Regions from separate parts of the Homo sapiens genome. Here region 2 is linked to region 1. Evidence: chromatin loops called from intact Hi-C (ENCODE). Cell type or tissue: HCT116. All regions are shown on one strand. Each heading gives the region's core, and the rest is flanking DNA. Links, peaks and the distances in the headings are about the cores only.

Region 1 (2,921 bases), core at 162-2,661:
CGGTGAAACCCCGTCTCTACTAAAAATACAAAAAAATTAGCCGGCCGTGGTGGCGTGCACCTGTAGTCCCAGCTGCTGGGGAGGCTGAGACAGCAGAATGGTGTGAACCCCGGGAGGCGGAGCTTGCAGTGAGCCAAGATCGTGCCACTGCACTCCAGCCTGGGCGACAAAGCAAGACTCTGTCTCAAAAAGAAAAAAAAAAAAAAAGATCTATCTTGCCTGGGCATGGTGGCTCATGCCTGCAATCCCAGCACTTTGGGAAGCTGAAGCAGGAGGATTGCTTGAGCCCAGGAGTTCAAGACCAGCCTGGGAAACATGGCAAGACCCTGCCTCTACAAAAAATAAAATTAGCCAGGTGTGGTTGCACAGGCCTGTAGTCCCAGCCACTTGGGAGGCTGAGGTGGGAGGATTGCTTGAGCCCAGAAGTTAGAGGCTGCAGTCACCCGTGACTACACCTGTGCACTGCAGCCTAGGTGACAGAGTAAGACCCTGTCTCAAAAGAAAAAAAAGACCTATCTCATAGGATTTAAGCAAAGACTAAATGAGATTTTATGTGCCACATACAAAATAAGGATCTAAGAAATGAATGTTCTTTTCCATGCCGCTAGTAACCCTGTCCAAAAAATGAAGTCTTGTTTGGTCAGCTGTGATCTGGGCTTCATGTCCTCATGCAGGCACCTGGTGGTCATCACTTTGTCTAGGAGTTTGGAGATGCTGCTTTTCATAATCCAATCTGGAATTCTAAAGATTACTCAAAGTGTACTTATTGGTTTCTTTCTGGAAGAATTTCTGTTTTCCTTTTTAAAGTCTTCAGACTGCTGTAGTCCCCTCATTGTTTTAATGAAATGAGTTACGTAATTGTGAAACTCTCAGATTTGAGCCTCTGTTTTGTGTGAGGCAGCATCTTGTCAATTTTGGAGACTGAAAAACTGTCATTTTTTATTCCATAATATTGCATGCAATTCTTCAATCACCCTTGAATTTTTGGTTTCACTAGAAATTTAATGGCTCTGTATGATGACCACATATATATAAAAATCTCCTGCCTTTCTGTAGCTCTAACTTCTTCCCCCTTTTTTGCATTTTAATAATTGTATATGTGGTAAGACATACCCAAATATGACAAGTTTAATGTGAATATTTATATCTTGAATATCTTGAAAATGTTTATATAGTTTGGAGGCAACCCATTTGTTTATGTTTTATACTCTAGCAAAACCGTGATCTGTCTTTGTAAATTCAGAAGCTAATACTAAAATAGGTTCACTTACGGAGACAGGAGTTTTATGTCTAAGGAAGAAGGGCTCTCTAAGCATTTTTTGTTCAGTGGTTCAATAGTCTATCTGTAATAGACACTCTTAGAAGAACTGGGTTCTTAGAGTTGGAATATTAAAGGTAATAATGAGAATAAACTCTAAAGAACACTCATGCCCCCTAGAGGATTGGGGGAGTGGAGGTGGTGTAGTTTCAGCAATACCCTCTTCTATGATAGGTGTTGATCAAAACCCAAAGGGTAAAAGGATAGCATGTAAAAACACTTTAGGACCCTCACAGGAGTTCATCCAAGTGGAATATCCACAGGTATAGACAGAGATACTTATTTTCTTCTTTTTCTTCTTTGGTGGGACTCAGTAAAATTAAACAAGTGCTGAGAAAGACACACGTTTAACACCAGTGTAGACTCTTTGTATTTATTCCTAGTAGTTCCAGAGATGTAACATCTTATCTCCTTTTCTTTTATTCACCAATTTATTAGCCCTAATTTTTATTTCTCTCTGCCTCCTCTGAATTTATTCTATCTTCCCCACTGCCTCCTATCTTCCAGCCCATCTAGAAACCTTTTCTATCCAAACAAATGGAAACACCTCTGGCCACCTTACTCTAAAATATCTCATCTCTTTCCTGTTCAATTTAAGGAACTATTTGTTGAGTTAAATACCCTGATTAAACCATTCCAAAGGCAGGGTTAAAATATTTTTGCTGGGCCGGGCACAGTGGCTCACATCTGTAATCCCAGCACCTTGGGAGGCCGCAGCGGGCAAATCACCTGAGGTCAGGAGTTCAAGACCAGCCTGGCCAACATGGTGAAATCCCATCTCTACTAAAAACACAAAAAATTATCTGGGCATGGTGATGGGCGCCTGTAATCCCAGCTACTCGGGAGGCTGAGGCAGGAGGATCACTTGAACCCGGGAGGCAGAGGTTGCAATGAGCTGAGATTGCGCCATTGCACTCCAGCCTGGGCAACAAGAGCAAAACTCTGTCTCAAAAAAAAAATATATATATATATTTTTTGTTGTTTACTATTCTGTTTAAGATGGGGTTGACACAATCAGGGAAATGCAGGGATTCTTACCTTTCACTTGGTTGAATCCAGTGCAGCTAAACTAGGAGTGATGAAGGGAAGTGTAAAGAAATTTTGGTTCAATGTTTAAGTTATTCTTTCAGATCTGCCCTAGTTGTCACTACATGATAGAATGGAAGTAACCCTTTATTTTCTCTTTTTATTCTAGATAATTATCCATTTGATATTATTTGGTTGAGTCATCTAAGCAACTACAAGTGTTCATAATGTTAGGTAGTAATGACATTCTTGTTTTAATCATCGAAGTGCCTTCTCTCCCTTTTGATCTCTGCTGACTTACCCTCCATTTAGACATGAAACAACAAATGCCATTTCTTTACCCACCATTGTGTTATAGCCTCTTTGATCTTTGGGCTAGATTGGAGAATCAGAATCAAATTTACACAGCAGTTCCTCTTGCCAAGAAAACCACTGTTTCTTTCCTAAGTAATTGTGTTCCTTTGCTCTAAAGAGATGAAATCTGAATCTTCATCATTTATAAACTTAGAAGAATAAAAGGAGCATATAAAGTCTAAAGTCCCCATCATGCAAAGTCCCATCCTGCTACTAGAAAATT
Region 2 (2,921 bases), core at 107-2,606, 110 kb before region 1:
TTTCATGTCCTCTCCGGGCGCCACTCTCCCAGCGTCTCCATGTGTTCAGCTATCCAGAAGCCCTCCAGACCCGCTCCTTTGGGTTTTTATGGAGGCCTCATTACAAAGGCATGATTGATCAAACCATTGGCCATCGGTGATTGAGTCAACCTCCTGCCCCTCTTTGCTCCCTGGAAACAGGGTCAGGGGGTGTGTATGGGTGGAGTAGGGAGAAAGGGGCTGAAAGTTCCAACTCTCTAATCACTTGCTTGGTTCCCCTGGCAACCAGCCCCCTCCAGAGGCAATCTGGGAGCCCTCAGTCGTCAATCATCTCATTAGCATACAAAAAGGCTCTTTATCACTTTGTACATTCCAAGGGGTTTTCTTTCTTTCTTTTTTAAATTTGAGACAGGGTCTTGCTCCGTCACCCAGGCTGGAGTGCAGTGGCATGATCATGGCTCACTGCAGCCTTGACCCCTTGGGCTCAAGCGATCCTCCAGATCCTCCCGCCTCAGCCTACCAAAGTGCTGGGATTACAGGTGCATGCCCCCATGCCCAGCCAATTGCAAGGATTTTAAGAACTATGTGCCAGGAAGCAGAGACAAGACCAAATATATATTTCTTATTATAAATCACAATATCACACCTTCCTCATGATTCACACTTCAGGTCACTTACTCACTGTGTAACTCTGTGCAAGTTCCCTAACCTCTCTGTGCCCCAGTTCCCTTATCTGTAAAATTCGCTAAATTCCAGGAAGGGCCAGCCACACTGGTAGGCCTATGCGGTGCGGTGGCCGATGGGGGACAGACGACACACAGAGGCAGAAGCCAAAGAACACGGGTTTAAAAACAAGGGGTTAAGAGCAAGAGCTTTGATTCAGACGAACCTGGAGTCCAGCCTCACTTTCGTTGTTTTACTTATATGTTATTGGGCAAGTTACCAAATCTCCCTAAGTCTGTATTCCTTCAGCCAAATAATGGGATGACAATCTGTTTCACTGGATGATTGTGAGGTTTAAATGTGGTCATGCATCAAAGTTCCTTATACAGCACTCAGTGCACAGCAAATATTCAGTGAATATTAATTATTTTATTATGACTGCTACCAGCATCTAACGACAGTCCTAAATACCATCTAAGTTTACCAAATGTCTCTCTGATTTACTGGTGACATTGGATAAAGGAAATGCTAAGAGAATGCAGTGCAGTGGAAAGAAGGGCGGGCTGGACATCAGCGTTCTGGTCTCCATCCGGGACTGGCCAGCAGGTGGCTCTGGAAAAGGGAGTCCCTCAGGGTCACGGTTTTCTATCTGTCCTGAGGCATGATCTTCAAAGTCCATTCTAGCTTCTGTCTATGACTTTAGATCTGACAGAAATCTCCCCGGAGGAACTCATGAGCCGTAAGTTAAACATGGTTTGAAATCACCCTTGAGCTCCTTGCTGATCATGCTTATCCATGTTGAAGGCTCATCCAGGAATAATAGATGGGTCTTGTGTGTGGTTTGAAAAGTTCACTTCTGGCCAGGTGCAGTGGTGAACCCTGTAATGCCAGCACTTTGGGAGGCCAAGGTGGAAGGATCGCTTGAGGCCAAAAGTTCAAGACCAGCCTGGGCAACATAGTTAGACTTTGTCTCTAAAAAATAAAAATAAAAATTAGCTGGGCATGGTGGTACACACCTGTGGTCTCAGCTACTCAGGAGGCTGAGGCGGTAGGATCACTTGAGCCTGGGAGGTGGAAGCTGCAGTGAGCTATGATTGTGCCAGTCCACTCCAGCCTGGGCAAGACCTTGTCTCAAAAGGAAAGTACACTTTTTATTTTCACAGGAGGTAATGATACATTCAAGTTGGTTACTTTACACAAGAAGAAATTTGTGTAATTTCTTACACAAAGAAATTACACAATTTTAGATAAATTTATCTTTATCTAAAATTATAATAAATAATTTTATTATTTAATAAACAATAAATAAATCTAAAACTCATTTATGTAAAATTTGTCACTATCTAAAATTTTCATAGTAAATTGTATGGAAAATATAATATCCCGTAGATGTGTCAAGACCAGAACATAGGTCAAACAGAGCTGAACTCGAGTCTCAGGTCTGCTGGTTGACTGCTAGTGACCTTGGGCAAGTCACTTACCCTCTCCAGTTCTTGTTTTCCTCACCTGAAAATGGGAACGATATTGTCTGCCTTATCGGGCTATGATGAGAATGGAAAGCTAGAACATGTAGACTGCCCTCCATAGTGCTTGGCATGGGGTCGTTCCTTTTCCCTCCCAGATGGAACACTGCATCCATCCCGATGGAGGTTTCTAGATGATGCTCCAGAGGATTCCAAGCAGAGAACATTTACAATTTCCATACATTACAAAAGTGTGAGCCTGCAAGGCAAGGTCTGGAGCTGGGAGCACATCTGGAGCAGTGGGTGGGTACTGAGAACCATATCCACACACACAAAGAAATGTGTTCGTTCAGAAGATCCAGCATCAATTCCTTCTTCCTAAGATTTGACAAGACTGGAGTCATTTCTTCACCAGGCCCATTTTATGAAAAACCCTGGGAAAACTGAGGTCCAGCAGCCAAAGATCTAACACAGCGGAATCAGGAAAAATGGTGGACAGGCCCCTGAAGGCACGTAAGGAGCAGGGAGCCTGGTGACCTTGGTGCACCCAATGCCTCCCTAACTAGAGTAATGGAACACCAATGTGGTTTACATTCATAATCCCTTGCATTTGAGAATTTTTAAATCTACTTAAATTTTCAAACAAGGGACACTCACACCACCTCCCACACTTATTAGCATGCTGTTTTATCACTCCGATATGTTCAAGGGACCCACCCCCATAAAAGATGGAAGATGAATCAGAAAACTCAACTGGAATTGCACTCCCTAGAGGGGCCCTGGGAGTTGTTTAGATATGCATAGTCTCACCTCAAG

The links. Peaks named below come from ENCODE experiments on the same cell type or tissue, not always from the same donor. Only the 100,000 strongest peaks of a DNase experiment are listed, where the experiment ranks them.
Region 2: it touches region 1 in a loop (8-fold over the local background); 63 of 110 quality-filtered maps call a loop at or near these places.

What each region holds. Positions count from the first base shown.
Region 1 is chr4:153,317,464-153,320,384 of GRCh38, forward strand. All of the region lies in intron 8 of TRIM2 (tripartite motif containing 2), which reads left to right. Among named protein-coding and RNA genes, the nearest start is that of MND1, 26 kb to the right of the region's middle. In HCT116, for the core only: a CTCF peak has its summit at 1,432; a DNase peak (open chromatin) is centred at 1,418.
Region 2 is chr4:153,206,515-153,209,435 of GRCh38, forward strand. The region is part of intron 1 of TRIM2 (tripartite motif containing 2); the gene reads left to right. Among named protein-coding and RNA genes, the nearest start is that of TRIM2, 3.5 kb to the left of the region's middle. RefSeq lists enhancers at 1-385, 2,686-2,921. In HCT116, for the core only: a CTCF peak has its summit at 1,243 (motif pointing right); no DNase peak of the experiment used is centred there; H3K27ac peaks cover 155 bases.